2 separate regions of the Homo sapiens genome follow, and region 1 is linked to region 2. Evidence: chromatin loops called from intact Hi-C (ENCODE). Cell type or tissue: Calu3. All regions are shown on one strand. Each heading gives the region's core, and the rest is flanking DNA. Links, peaks and the distances in the headings are about the cores only.

Region 1 (8,218 bases), core at 2,313-6,312, 940 kb before region 2:
AGCCATTTTCATTCTCATTCAAAACTTTTGTATAACTAAAAATATTTTATCTGGTTTGGCTCTGTGTCCCCACCCAAATCCCACCTTCAATTGTAATAATCCCCACATGTCAAGGGCCAGACCAGGTGGAGATAATTAAATCATGAGGGTGGTTTTCCCCCTACTATTCTTGTGATAGTGGGTGAGTTCTCATGAGATCTGATGGTTTTATAAAGGGCTTTCCTTTTTGCTCAACTCTCATTCTCTCTCCTGCTGCCCTGTGAAGAAGTGCCTTCCATTATGATTGTAAGTTTCCTGAGGCCTCCCCAGCCATGTGGAACTGTGAGTCAATTAAACCTTTTTTCTTTATTAAAAAAAAAAGAAATTGTATTTTCAACGATTTCTCTTTTAATCTTGTATTGCATTCTCATTGAGAAAGCTTGTAAGATGAAAACTTGAAAAGCAAATCGTCAGTGTAAATATCAGAGATATAAAATACATTTAAAGATTGGGTAATGTATTAATACATTCTCTACTGGGGATTGTTTCTGTAAATATCAGAATAAGGAAGCAATATGACATCTCAGCTATTCCAGGCATTGGAAAAGCAGCAAGATAAAAATAAAGAAGAATAGTAAATCATGTTTAGAGGCTTATAAATTTAATATCATTGATATATCACTGTTGTTCCATAGAGCTAATTTAACTGGGTAATATTGATCACTGGTGATTATACTTGTTATTCAAGACCCTAGTCTGTTTATGTTTTAAAAAGATCTCTTGAGTAAGACATCCTTAAAGATATATTAACAATAGCTACAACTTAATGTAGTTCAATATATACCAGGCACTACTGCAAGCCCTTTAATAATATTAATATATCGAATCCATTTAAGAACTGCATGCGGTAGGTATTATTATTTCTGTTTTACAAATGAGGAAACTGAAACAAAGAGAAATTAGCTTCACCGAAGTCACATATATAGAAAAATGGAGGTGCTAGGATTTTTGGAGGATTCCAAAATGGAGGACACACAGAATTTGGTTCTAGACTACAGGTTCTTAATCATTTTGTGTTTTTCCAGTAAATGGCAGTGTGGTTTAAAAAATCAGATTCAAGTTTGACAACTTGTTCAAATGAAGCTAAAATAAATTAAATGATGTATTGGTTCTAAATAGAATTTATATGAAAGCACAATAACATATTACCTTGCTGAAGTTTTACCAAACACACACACACACACACACACACACACACACACACACACACTACTCTCAATGTATGATTTTATTATAAAATATTTATTTGAGTACTACCCATTCTCGGTGATACTATACAACAGTTTTCTTTCTATTGCTTCTCATGAGAAGATACCATAGATGAGAAGTCAACCTAAAATTTACACAGCAACTCAAGTGTTTAACTCAGAAATTTAACATTCTCATGAGTTAAATTTGCACAGATGGCAGAAAAGGCCATCTGGTCACTTAAATTAAATACATCTTTTTCTACTTAAAATCATTTTTCACATACGTTGTTAATAACTCAGGACTCTCTTCTAAAGGGCTTTCCCTTCTCCTTTCTGGGGAAGGAAAAAACGTTGGGAAGCACTGTGGTAGCTGCTGTGAAGTGTCTGTGTCATCATTTCTCTTACTACTGAGATGTATCTCTCACATGGGCTTTTCTGTTGGTCTCTGTTCTGACAGCATGTGCTGCCGCTCTACTAGGACTCACATGTCCTTGGGAACTGCATCCATCACTGGTATCTTTGGTCCCATTCTTAGCCCCTTATGTTGGTCCTGACTTCCATACCTTTCTTGCCTGGACTCCACCTTCTCTCAATCGAAGGCCACTGTTATCTCTTTCTTGGCTCCTGCCGTAGCATGCAGGCAGCTCTGGATCTCTTCCCTGTCATATAGGCGGGGAACTAAGAGCAGCACCTCCAGCCCTCTCTCTACTGGCCTCTTGAAAGGATGCAACTAGGTACCTTCTAAGTGTAGTATGGGCATGGCCCCATACAAATCACCATGGGAATTTGAGTACCATATTAAAGTAGGACAGAAGAACTCCCAAGATCATTGGATATTTGTAGAAAATAGTTTTACAAGTTTGTCATTTGTCTATCTTTGCTTGTTTCGATCCCCACTCTCTCTACTATTTCATGTTTTTTCTTTATTTAAGTACACTTCTTGCCTTTCTTAGAAACATGTCATCTGTTGTATCTCAGAGTCTGTTACTAAGGTAAAATTACATGTGGATTATAACAGAAACTCTGAATCCAAGCTGCCAGTGTGCAAATCCCAGTTCCATGACAAGAATTCAATACACTTGGGTTAATTCCTTAATATCTCTGAGCCTCAGTTTCTTCATATATAAAATGAAACTAGTAATGGTTATAAGGTTGTTGTGAAGATGAAATAAGTTAATCTATTGAAGCACATTGAACAGTACCTGGCACGCTATCAAACATATCAGAAATGTTAACATCATTGAATATAATGTTCCCTCTTGTCAGAATGGTATTTTTCTTTTTTCTTTCTGTCTTTAAGATACACCTCAGTCTGTTTTTTTGTTTTTTTTAAGACAAAGTCTTGCTCTGTCACCCAGGCTGGAGTGCAGTGGTACAATCTCAGCTCATTGCAACCACCGCCACCCAGGTTCAAGTGATTCTTGTGCCTCAGCCTCCCGAGTAGAGAGGATTACAGGTGCACACCACCACGCCCTGCTAATTTTTGTATTAGTAGAGACAGGGTTTCACCATTGTGGCCAGGCTGGTCTCAAACTCCTGACCTCCAGCAATCCTCCCGCCTCTGCCTCCCATAGTGCTGGGATTACAGGCATGAGCCACTGTGCCCGGCACACCTCAGTCATTAAGATACATCTTAATCTCATATTTTTTCAGAAGACTGTCATGAATTTTACCTAAAGTTATTATGTTATGGCCCCATAAATATATAGCCCATAATATTTCTATGGTATTTGTGGTAGTTTATTCTAGTTGTTATTTTACTTATCTCCCCCATTAGGCTGACATAATTGAGAACATCATATTTATCTACATGTTTTCAGCATTCTGCACAAAGAATAGCAAATAATAGGCACCCATGAATATTTACTTAATGTATAAATGAGGTGAATTTCTCTTGCCCTCTTTCAGTTGAAAGTAGTAAGCACTCTCTTCTGTGGGGTCTACACATGCATGCTTGGAGGCATTGTCTCTGGGATGGGTAAACAATGTGCCAACAGCCGGACATAATCTGTCCTGCCCCCTCCTCCAACCTCTCCTAATCTGAGCCTTCCCCTCGCTCACTCTACCCTACCATAGTCACCTGTTCCTTGAAAATCCAGGCACTTTTCTCAGAGCCTTGGCGTTTTTTTCTTCTTCCTGCTTGAGATGCTCTTCTCTCAGGTATCTTCATGGTTTGCTCTTACATTTGACCCAGTTAGCTGCTTGAATGTCACAAAATTAGAGCGGTCTTCCCTGGCCACTTTACAGGAGATAGCACCTCTTCTCTACCCTTCCCGGAGACAACCCTCAAGTGTCATACTCTGCTTAATTATTTCTCCAGAGCATTTAACATGTCACTTGATACATTGGTTTATAGTCTATGTCCTTCCACCAGAATGTACACTTCATGATGCCAAGGATGTTGTCTGCTTTATTCATAGCTGTATCCTCAGCACTTAGAATGGTGCTCAGCAGATAGATGTTAAATGAACAGAGAGATGAAAGAATGAATGAAAAGTGAATGAATGAAACAAGACATGTAGATTGAGAGGATCTGACCATTTCTCCTATCTGAGATACCTTAGTGAGCGCCTGGCTTGCTACAGTCCTGCAGCAAGGCCTTAACTCTCCCCTGAGCACTGTGTCCTTATTCACAACTGAAATTTGAGGGCTAAACATTGGGCACATATAGACATAAAGATGGAAACAAGAGACACCTGGAAATATAAGAAGAGGGCGGAAGGGGGGTTGGGCAAGAGTTGATAAACTAACGCTGGGTACTATGCTCACAGCCTGGGTGACACATTCATTTGTACTCCAAACCTCAGCAACAGTCAATATACCTTTGCAACAAACCTGCACATGCACCCCCTGATTCTAAAATAAAAATTGAAGAAAATTATAATAAAGGAGGGACACCTTATCTCTGCTTTGTGTATCTGAGCTTGTCTTTTCCCCAGTGTCCTGTGATCTGTGGGGACACTGTGCTTCATATCTCTCCTCTAAATTTCTTTCTCCCGCCAGATGGCACTATGCTTCAATATTTAAAGCTACAGATATGGTGAACTCAGTTGTCTTTATTCTTCTCCAAGCTATGTGGACCTTTATACTTAATAAATGGGCTCCAGTTCCAAGATATGAAAATGTTAATGACATATGCTGAACTAACAGTCCTAACTGCTACTCCTGTAAAATAAAAAGCAGCCGAGCTATATTATGCTTTATGAAATATTTATAACTGCCAAACACAAAGGCAGTAAGAACATTGGTTTATACAGCAAAAGCCCAAAGAAACTCTATTTAAGTGAAGATTAATGTGGAAATGTTATCACATTCTCACACTGCAAAACTAAATTGATATAGAGGTGATAAATGTGGATAGACGTGGAATATACATATAGGCACACATTATACATTTTACCTGATAAAATATACCAGCTGAATTTGCCTAAGGAAGCTGCTAAAGTCAGATTTGATGCAAACGATTTGTGGAAGTTACCTTGTGGGGCAGCCCAACTGCTAGAACATTTCATGGAAGTTCTATATTGATGGAAGAGAAATTTGTAATTATTTCTCCTAAATAAGGAGAGAGGCCCATTAGGTGTGGGATTTTGCTGTTCTCTTTCAAATTTGAATAGATATACAGAAGGTATGTAGAAATCAACATGATTCTTTTCCTTTATTCACATATAATTGTAAATAACATGGGTAATACAATTTCCAAATCTTTTATTTACTTAAAAATGTTGTTAAAGTAGTTGGAATGGTTCCTAGATTTTAATATAATAACATATTCCACAGGCAGCAATTTGAAAATCTTTGAGAAGTTTAAAAAATATCTGGCTTACAATCATCTCATTAAGGTATAAAATCAGGGCTTCTTGGAACCTTTAAATTATATTTTATCTGATTGTTATTCTCAGATCTACAGTTTTTTAAAAGACAAGTCTCTGGTTCCTTATAGATCTCTCTATCAGCTTCCCTCCATGCACATTTGGCTCATGAATGTATGAAATACTTTGGACGTATTTCTATTAACTACTATTGCTTTCCTGGGGAAAAATACATTATAGTTCTCTTTTATTTAGATTAATGAGTTTTAGGTTAATCTGTCGTGAATCCTCTGTAAATCAGATTCTTGATAGTTAATAATATTTCATCTTTGTATATTTAAAATCAGTTCACATGTTAAGTTAAAGATGAAAAAGAGAACTAAATCAGCAATATTGTTATGACATAATGCATAAATTAATGTGCATGTATGTCTGCTTTAAGTTTAGTTTATAGAAGTTTTAAAAAATGAAAATTGGCATTTTTCTACAAAGAATGATGGATTTTTTTCACTTGTAAAAACATTTATTATTATTATTTTTTTCATTCCAACTTTTACTTTAGGATCAAGCGGTACCTGTGCAGTATTGGTACAGGGGTAAATTGCATGTCTCAGGGGTTTGGTGTACAAATAATTGTGTCATCCAGGAAATCGGCATAATACCCAATAGGTGGTTTTCAATCCTCACCATCCTCTCAGTCTCTACCTCAAATAGACCCCAGTGTCTATTGTTCCCTTCTTTGTGTCCATGTGTGATGGTCAACCTGATTGGATTAAAGGATACAAAGTATTGATCCTGGGTGTGTCTGTGAGGGTGTTGCCAAAGGAGATTAACATTTGAGTCAGTGGGCTGGGGAAGGCAGGCCCATCCCTAATCTGGTGGGCAGAATCTAATCAGCTCTCCAAGAATATAAAGGAGGCAGAAAAACCTCAAAGGCGAGACTTGCCTAGCCTCCCAGCCTACATCTTTCTCCCGTGCTGGATACTTCCTGCCCTCCAACATCGGACTCCAAGTTCTTCAGTTTTGAGACTCGGACTGACTCTCCTTGCTCCTCAGCTTGCAGACAGTAGATTGTGGGACCTCATTTTTGTGTAAGTTAATACTTAATAAACCCCTTTTCTACTTAATACTTTTCTTTCTTTCTATCTATCTATTATCTATCTATCTATCTATCATCTATCTATCTATCTATCTCCCTCTCTCTATCTCTTATTAGTTCTGTCCCTCTAGAGAACCCTGACTAACACACCATGTATACTCAGTGTTTATCTCCCACTTACAAGTGAGAACATGTGGTATTTTGTTTTCTTTTCATGTGTTAATTCGCTTAGGATTACGGCCTCAGTTCCATCCATGTTGCTGCAAAGGCCATGAAGAAAATAATGTTAATGACATTTAACCTCCCAACATGTATCTCTTCTTTTTCTTTTTCTTTGGGAAATTTTTTGTTTGTTTGTTTTTTAGAGACAGGGTCTCTCTCTGTCACCCAGGCTGAAGTGCAGTAGCACCATCATAACTCCCTGCAGCCTAGAACTCTTGGGCTCAAGTCATCCTCCTACCTCTGCCTCTGGAGTAGCTGGGACTTCAGGCATGCACCACCATGCACAGCTTTTTTTCTTTGACAGCACTTATTGTGTAAACCATGCATGCTGGCCCTTGATTATTCTATATTATCATTGCATTTTGTAGTAAGGCTTTACCCATGATATGATATGTTTGGATTTACTGACATGTCACTTTTTTTAATGCTGAGTATTTGTCTTAGTCCATTTAGTGTTGCTATAAAGGAATACCTGCAACTGGGTAATTTATAAAGGTCAGAGGTCTATTTGGCTTACGATTCTGCTGGCTAGAAGATTGGGCATTTGATGAAAGCCCCAGGCTGCTTCCATGGCATGACAGGAAGCAAGAGAGATGGGAGGTGCCAAGCTCTTTTTTAACTACCAGCTCTGGAGGGAACTAATACATCGAGAACTCACTCCCATTCATGAGGGATCCACTTCCATGACCCAAACACCTCCACGCAGGCGTCACCTCCAACACTGGGGATCAAATTTCAACATGAGGTACGAAGAAGTCAAATATCCAAACCATAACAGAATCACTATTTGTAGATTATGAAACATTCCTATTACGAATAATTAGAAAGGAGAAAACTATACATTGAGAGAGTAAAAAGAAGGTAAAGAAGATGGCAGGGGCCCAGGTGCGGTGGCTCACCTTTGTAACCCCAGCACTTTGGGAGGCTGAAGCAGGTGGACAACTTGAGGTCAGGAGTTTGAGATCAGCCTGTCCAACATGGTGAAACCCTGTCTCTAGTAAAAATACAAAAAAAAAAAAAAAAAAAATTAGCCAGCTATGGTGGTGCATGCCTGTAATCCCAACTACTCAGGAGGCTGAGGTGGGAGGATGGCTTGAATCCTGGAGGCGGAGGTTACAGTGAGCGGAGATCATGCCACAGCACTCCAGCCTGGGCGACACAATGAGACTCCATCTCAAACAACAATAACAACAATGACAACAACAACTTGATGGTAGGGAACAAGTAGAATATTTAGCAATGAAGCCTTGTGGATATTAAATAACAGAATACAGAACAGATGAGAGCTTTGGGCCCAGGCCTTAAGAATAAACGGTTGGTGTCTAGAGGAGAGAAGGAGCCGAGGAGATATATTTCAAAAAGGCTCACCCAGGCAGATTCTGACAAGAGCGGTTTGGAGAGATCATCTCTAAGCCTTTTGGCTAAGATCAAGTAAAGAGTGGTAGTTCGAATGTAGGAAATTCAGCTCCTATGCTATAAAATAGGAAACACATTGAACATATGTATAGACAATTATCCAAATAGTGGATTAGCAACAATTAAAGGAAATTAATTTACAATCACCTAAACAGTTAAGGGGTAAGAGCAATTAGCTTTAATTAATTAGCAACCTACTAAGTTCAGTGTTTTTGCCAAATCTATAAATGCTACTTGAAATAAACAACTTATAACCATTGGTTCAATTTAGAATCACACATGTTAGGCACAAGAAGTTGAGTGGAAATCCTCAAGGAGAAAAATTAAAATACGCATGATGACTGTCTCACGATGATATGGTGCAGCCTAATGCAACCCTAATGCATGGTCAGAAGACTCCCTTGCAAGGACATTTAATTGACTGATCCTTTGATAGGAGA
Region 2 (8,218 bases), core at 1,659-5,658:
CTATGTGATATTGTACACTTGAGCTCATTCACTGAGAAATCCTTTATTCCTAACACAGGTCTACCATGCTATAATTCTACCTAAGTTATTATTTTTAGTAAAATTAAAAAACACAGTTAATGCAGATTACTCTGTCAAAGTTTAACATGCAAATGGCTTGAAAGAAAATTAAATACCCATTTTCTTAGGTATTAAAGCTAAATACCCACTTAGGTATTTTTAAATGAAATGGCTTTCATTATATTACTTTGAATCACAAATTGTTCATTTCTCCTGTTCTCGGTCATTTCCAGTGATAATTATAAGAAAAAGATATCTTCTCTTAAGGTAACAAATCCCTTTGAAGTTCAGCTGATCTTTACTCAACAAAAAAGGATATGAATGTCCTAAATATAACTGATGGTAGTTCTATTGTGTAATATTCAATGGTGTCACTAATTGCCAAAAATTATTGTGATGTTTATTGCAAAGAGTACATATATTATGAGTTGAATTGTATGCCCCTTCAAAAAAGATAGGTTGAAGTCCTAATCCCCTATACATAGATTGTGACCTTATTTGGAAATAGGATCATTGCAGACATACTTAGTTAAGGCGAGATTATACTAGAATAGGGTCCTTGTAAGAACATGGCCATGTGAAGACCGAGACCCAAGAAAAACACCATATGAGATTGCAGATGGGCACCTGCAAGCCAAAGAACTCCAAGAATTAACAGCCACCACCAGAAGCTAGGAAGTCTCATTCCCACTTGGTGCTACTGCTAAATGACTATCAATGAAATTACACTTTCATCACATGTCACTCAACTAGTCAAAATCCCCAGGTGCCTAGTAACCACTGGATTCATGTGCCATCTGAAATTCTACATTAAGAGTCCACGCTAATTTCCCACTACAATCTAATCTGTATATTCCCAGTAGCAAAGACTTTGCAACTATCCTGCCAGAAGTCTCCATAATGTGCCTCTCACTTTCTAACCCTAGCATATTTGCTCATCCTACTCCAATCATCTAGAACACCTGTGCACCTCCCCTTGTCCTAATCCTGTGATTCCTTCATGACCCATCTAATACTGCATTCTCTATAAGAGGGCTGTTACGGCTTCTTTCCTTCACACAGTATTACCTCCTTCTCCCCTGTACTCAAATATCACACTTACAGCACTTCCCGTGTTTTCTTTTGTATTTGCCTTCATGTGTAGTCTTTCATGATCTTGGCAATCCACCTTTTGGACTATCAGCCATTTAAGGGCAAAAGTGTGCTTTATTCATCTCTGGTTTCTTGCACTCCACTGCCATACACATGTAGTCATTTAATAAATATACCTTAAATTAGCCCTACAAGTTAAGAGAGTTCTAATTCCAAAATGGAGCCTTGAGACAAGCTGGCTTTACTCCCTGCCATGGAAAACCAAACCCAAATATACAGTGCCAGGATTATCACCAGAAATATCCCAGGACTCAGATAGGAGGCAAAGCCCATCTAGGGGTCACAGAGAAATGAAAAACTCCTAGCACATGGTAAAAGAATCGTATTTCTGGCCAGGCACTGTGGCTCACACCTGTAATCTCAGCACTTTGGGAGATTGAGGCAGGCAGATCTCAAGGTCAGGAGTTCGAGATCAGCCTGACCAACATGGTGAAACCCCCGTCTCTATTAAAAATACAAAAGTTAGCCAGGCGTGGTGCCATGCACCTGTAATCCTAGCTACTCAGGAGGCTGAGGCAGGGGAATGGCTTGAATCTGGGAGACAGAGGTTGCAGTGTGCCGAGATCATTGCACTCCACACTGGTGACAGAGTGAGATTCTATCTCAAAAAAAAAAAAAAAAAAGAAAAAGAAAGAATCATATTTCCATATCCAGGATGCCCTTCTCTTCAATCTGCCTGGCACCAAGAGTGTAAATAATTTCTCCCAACTCAAGGTTCCTACACTGAAAAAACTGAGATCTGAGGTAGACAACCAGCTTTCCCAATATCTTGCATTCCCTAGAAGTAGGCTTCTCCTTGCCTCAACCCATGAAAATCATCCTGAGTCCCTGAAGAGAAATATCCCTGAGCTCAGCCAGAGACAAAGGCAAAGATGGAACTCCCATCCCCAGGCCTGGAGACTCTGCTCTGTAACTCGACCAAATGAGATGCCAAATCAGAGTGGCTTCTCAGTAGCGACATGTTGTAGGAGGTACATTCCACAGCTCCACTAGGCTGGAACCCCTAGCCAGCCTTCTCTTTTGCTATGACCTCTGAATTTTCCTCAGAGTTTCTATATCAACGCTCACATATGGCTGTCTCATTAGGGTCATAGCAAAAATTCAATGTCATGCCGAAAAGTTCATAAAACTTTTGGGCTCCTCCAAAGATGACTGCCTACAGAGTCTGGGTCACATCTATCCAAATTTACCAGAAGTATTCTCTTACTCTATCACTTACATGCAAGTTTCCTACCTCTAAACCTCTCTACTGCCAAAGCTGAAGGCATCTAACGATTTAGCTGAAGGAAATGCTCCACAAGCATGAATTACCATCAAAATCATGCAAAGGGACACAGTTAAATGTAAGTATATTATTTTACTTTCTCAGAGGTAATCATAATATGTGTCCTACTATGCACAAGCTTTGAGAATCAGATTTTTAAAAGGCTATTAAGTCACATTATCAATCAAAAAGGAAAAAAATGCAAAGAGGACAAGAACTAACATTAGTTAGCAACAGATGCCATAAATCTCTTAGCTCATTTAATCTTCAGAATTACCCATGGAGTTTATCTTCACCCTGCAAAATAAAAAATCAGGGAAGAGGTAGGGTGTCAGAGTTAAACTCCCTGACTAGGCACAGTCAGCTTCAAACCCAGGTGTAACCCCTGGGACCATATTCTTAATATCACACCACACTTTCTCCTAGAAAGTAGGAACTGGAAGGGCATAATGGTGATCACTAAACAGCCTATTCTGTCATGCTAATCAGGGAAACAGAGATTAAACAGATGAGAGCTCTATCAGCCGCATAATTTAGCATTAATTATTTGGTGAGCGCACTGCATTCATTTTGAGTTTTAGGTTCAGAAGACAGTTAACCTCATCCATTCTTTTTTTCTAGCTAGAATGTTGAAGTTCATTGCCTGATAAAATTTTGTGAAACTAAAAAATAGTTTTGTGGTATTACCACATAATTGTGGAATATAATTGGTTGGCAAAAACAATGAATCGCATTAACTTAGTCTTAAACCTGGACTATATAAACTGAATAACGCCTGAAAGGTACCATAGTGAACATTTTTAGTGTTCCTCTCTCTTTTTGACAATCCATTTTGATTTTTTAAGTTTTTTCCCAAGAAAATTAACCTAGAATTACCATTTAAAATGTAGTCTTTGACCTTTTTATATTTGTATTAAAATTTTTTGACGTTGGATGAGTAAGATTCTACTGAAGGAAAGACAGTTTGTACTCATTTTAATACTAAAATGTATCATGATAATTTTCACTTATTACTCATAATTTTCTGATTCTGTCATCCTCAATTGTAGTTTGATGTTAAAGAAATTTAAAGTTAAATCCTGACTTCTAATTGCTCTCTGTTGAAAATTTCCTCATTGGATTTTAGAAGGATAGGATTCTAAAACACAGTAGTGAAATGTTATAGAATCCCAAAACAATAAAAATTAAGTAGACTAAATTCTTTCTATATTAAATTAAGAGTTTCTAGCTACTTAAATAATGAAAATCAGATCTCTGTTATAATATTTATGGTGAGAATGTTAAAGAAATTGATGTACGACTCACTTTAGTATTTTAGTTTAAGTAAATTTAAGGAGATCTAGAAGACTGTGTGTTTCCTTTTAGAAGTGCAGTTTGTCTTAGGTTTCAGCTGAGCTATGTCTCAATATGAGTCAGACACCTCCATCTGGTGGCCCAGCCGTAAAATTCCCATGCCATACTTTTTCAAGCTGCTCTCTACATTTGTGTTGTTTCAAATTTCTGAGTTTTTAAATTAATAACTTAATCCTATTTTAAATGTTTTTCTCAAAATGTATTTCTCATGCAAAAGTGAATGATAGTCAAAATAATTAGTGACCTTTAGGAACCTAAGCATTGTCTCATCTGTTTCTACAAGTCACTACTAATCATGAAAGACAGATGCATCCTTATGGCCAGTGAAAATAGCATTTTCTTCTATTTCTCTGAAGAGAAGAAAAGAGTTTCTTTTAAATTGTTTAATATTTAAATTATCATTTCACAGTGATGTAGGCACAGCTCTTTTCAATATTCTGTTTTATCAGCCTATGATTATTTATTAAGGAACAAGAGCAAAAGCCTCATTTTAAAACCAAGGTATATCATCCCTTTTGCTTTCTCACAATTTACCAAATTAATTCTTTTATTATAGAGATATTTTTATTTTATATTATTTTGCCCAATATTCTTCCTGAAGAATCAGTGCTGATGTTTATTCAACATACATAAAATTGGGATTATGTAGGGTTTTTTTCTAATATCTTTAGAATACTTGAGAATCTGCAAATATATAACTTTAATGTCATTTATTATTTCACTCAACTCATAATGGGATTTTTTCAATCATTAAACAATCCATCTCTCTATTCTACAATCCCAAATCACTGCCCTGTGCTTACCCCACCTCTGCTCTCAAACCATTCTGATGCCTTCAAAATATGAGCTGGGACTCACATTTAATTTTTTAAATGAGTTAATAAATGCTGTGTTTCAACAGAATCCTTTATTTATTTATTCCGTTAAATCCAGCCATCTATTTAAACAGGAATCTCCTCTTACTGTATATATGATTGATATTATATATATATATATATGATTGGAGAGTTCAGTGACTAATGAGGCTTCTGATTACCTGGTACATAACATAACTAACTTCTTAATCTTGCCATGTTAATATTTATGAAAACTTTTAAATTTTTATTTGATATGTCCTATCTCTTTCTCTTAGCATCATTCCGTCAATGTTGAGTGCATATTAACTGTAATTAACTAATTTTCCTTCATCCTGTGTCCTGTATGAGAACAACAGTTCTGTCATTGTTAACTTATTCTGTGTTTCAAATGTCATATAGATTATACACTCTTGTTCACTCATTCTTTTGATTCATGTGCAGCACTCTTTAGCCATTGTCCATTGACTAGTAAAACTCCCACTTTGAAGAAATAAGAATAAAAACATTATCGATTAAAAAAATAAATTATTTTTTAGAATAGTAATATAACAGTATAACCAGAAAGGAATGTCCTTTTCCTTTTCAGAGGCGAGCTGCTGATAACTTGAGAAGACATCACCAATACCAAGTAAGTTGTCCTTGTACTATGTCTTGAAATTTTCACTAAAATAAAATGCAGTCCCCCCTTCAGAACTGACTCAGGAGGAAATTTATTTACTCATTGAGTATCAATACTCTTGTTCTAAAATGCCTCAGGAAGTTATGAGGAACCTGGTGAAGCGATACGTTGCTGCAATGATTAGAGATGCTAAAACTGAAGAAGGCCTGACCGAAGAGAACTTTAAGGTAACCATTTTCATCTTCATCACAAGAGGCAGATTGTGCAGAATATGGATCCAGATAGAGCACATTTAAAATCAGAGCTGGAAATGCAGCTGTGTGTTCCAGCAAGCCTGTGTGGCTTCTGATTTTTCAGCTGAAACCCTACAGAACTGTAAAAAGAAAAGAAAAGCAAGTGGTGAAATTTCTTCTCAAAATAAATTGTTTTCAAACATACAGAGAAAAGCCTAGTGCTTAATGGCATTCTGACTTACCTGATCCCAGAGTGAGCTTCTGTTTCTGAAATTTCAGCCTGATTTTTAAATCCGAAACATTTACTAACTAACACACTGACAACAAAAACTTTGTGTGTTCTGAAAAACTTTGATAGCAGTGAATTTAAGGTTTGCATTTAATTGTAACTAATACACTTATAAACTTTCTCCTTGATAGTTTTTAAATTGTGTAAGAGGAAATAAGTAAAATGTGTGAAATATTATATGCTTGAATCACATGTTTAAAATAATTTAGTTTAAAATTATTGAGTGATTGTTTAGAGATTTTGGAAGAATGATTAAGGTCAATAAGATCTTACAGGCCAAAACAAACAAACAAATTTAAAAAAATCTATAGGAGATATTTAACATAGAAAATAGCAGGTTTGAACATGAGAATGAAGTAGTGAATTAGGTAAGAAGATAGAGAAATTACAAAACTTAAAGTGCAGGTGGAAAACTAGCTAGAAGCCCAGATTTTCTTCACAGCCATAAAGTTCAAATTGTAATATTAAATGATTCATGTTGCTTTAGGAGATAGGTTGGGGCAGGAAGCCACCAAGAAGGTTGCCATCAGGGTAAGAGTGAGAATTCAGTTGTCCCAAAAGACAAGGGAAAAGGATGAGTCTAAGAAATGCTGTTAGATCCGAAGAAATTCCCAGGATGTAGAGGCTGACCCAGATGTAGGGGGAAGGTCCTCTTTAAGACAGTAAACAACTGCAAGTAACTACCAACTCTTAAATTAGTCTCCACTTAATTTTCAGACATCCCTTTGGACAGAAAAATGGGCCAATATTAAAAATCTTATAAAATACACCCCAGAGACAGTGAGGTAACTTGGCAGCAGATGAATAATTTGGAGAGAAACTGTAGTCCCAGGGAAACCCAATATACTCAGCTGCACGTTGGTGGCAAAGATAACTCACGTTTCTTTTTGCATCAGCCTTAGGAAGTGTCCTTCCCAATTCCAATAAGGAAATTAGTCGACATCAAAATGACATCAAGTATCCGTGAGAGAACTGGGAATTCTAAATAGAACCACAGTAGAGTAGAATCCTTGTTTTTAAAAAGGAGTGAAAACATTTCTGACCCATATATGAGACGAGAAAATGATGTTTCCAAATGTTTAAGTCATAACCGAATTTTTCATTTTAAATTCTACGTAGGAACTAAAGCAAGACATTTCTAGTTTCCGCTTTGAAGTCCTGGGATTACTAAGAGGAAGCAAACTTTCCACAATACAATCTGCGAATGCCTCGAAGGAGTCTTCAAATTCGGCAGACTCAGATGAAAAGAGTGATAGCGAAGGTAATAGCAAGGACAAGAAAAAGAATTTCAGCCTTTTTGATTTAACCACCCTGATTCATCCGAGATCAGCAGCAATTGCCTCTGAAAGACATAACATAAGCAATGGCTCTGCCCTGGTGGTTCAGGAGCCGCCCAGGGAGAAGCAGAGAAAAGTGAATTTTGTGACCGATATCAAAAACTTTGGGTTATTTCATAGACGATCAAAACAAAATGCTGCTGAGCAAAATGCAAACCAAATCTTCTCTGTTTCAGAAGAAGTTGCTCGTCAACAGGCTGCAGGACCACTTGAGAGAAATATTCAACTGGAATCTCGAGGATTAGCTTCACGGGGTGACCTGAGCATTCCCGGTCTCAGTGAACAATGTGTGTTAGTAGACCATAGAGAAAGGAATACGGACACACTGGGGTTACAGGTAGGAAAGAGAGTGTGTCCATTCAAGTCAGAGAAGGTGGTGGTGGAGGACACGGTTCCTATAATACCAAAGGAGAAACATGCAAAAGAAGAGGACTCTAGTATAGACTATGATCTAAACCTCCCAGACACAGTCACCCACGAAGATTACGTGACCACAAGATTGTGATACTTGAAGGAGGAAGCGTTTACCATACACATACGTATTTTCCGTAGTGCTCTGGGTGGGGGAAAATGTTTAAATTGTATTAGCAAATGCTAACTTACACTTTATAGCGTTTATCAGCTGTGGCATATTACCTGTAACATGTTTAAATAAGGCAAAGGCAATCAAAAACCTTTTTGTTTTGTAGCCTGCTTTTGCTTTCACAATTTGTCTTACAATTGTTTTTGTTAATAAATAAATGCACCTTGTATTCTTGTACTGTTGCAATAACCCACAGAAACATTTTAGCTATCTTTTTCAATTAAAACAAATGCAATTTATTTCATGTGGTAGTTGACTCCTAAAATAGATATTTTTATATTCAAAAACCAATGTGGCTGAAATATTATAGCTTTTCATAATTTTTTAGGGTCTTTAGAGAGGGTTACTCACCAAGGACTTTTCACCTAGTCCTACAGTTTGGCTTTAAAACACAAATATTACCAAATTATTTCTTAACGACATGTAAATAATTATTGTACACAAAGCAAACAAGTCTTCTTCTCATGGAGT

The links. Peaks named below come from ENCODE experiments on the same cell type or tissue, not always from the same donor. Only the 100,000 strongest peaks of a DNase experiment are listed, where the experiment ranks them.
Region 1: a loop joins it to region 2, with 7 times the contacts of the local background. A loop is called at or near these places in 12 of 110 quality-filtered maps.

Annotation. Positions count from the first base shown.
Region 1 is chr13:38,578,346-38,586,563 of GRCh38, reverse strand. The region is part of intron 2 of LINC00437 (long intergenic non-protein coding RNA 437); the gene reads left to right. LINC00366 (long intergenic non-protein coding RNA 366) reads right to left here. Exons shown (of 4, transcript NR_046999.1): 3 at 7,731-7,835; 4 at 7,048-7,356. Among named protein-coding and RNA genes, the nearest start is that of LINC00366, 15 kb to the right of the region's middle. In Calu3, for the core only: a CTCF peak has its summit at 4,239 (motif pointing right); a DNase peak (open chromatin) is centred at 4,203.
Region 2 is chr13:37,636,354-37,644,571 of GRCh38, reverse strand. It overlaps TRPC4 (transient receptor potential cation channel subfamily C member 4), which reads left to right. Exons shown (of 11, transcript NM_016179.4): 9 at 5,273-5,314; 10 at 5,443-5,532; 11 at 6,947-8,218. The coding sequence ends at 7,669. Among named protein-coding and RNA genes, the nearest start is that of POSTN, 42 kb to the right of the region's middle. In Calu3, for the core only: no CTCF peak of the experiment used is centred there; a DNase peak (open chromatin) is centred at 3,891.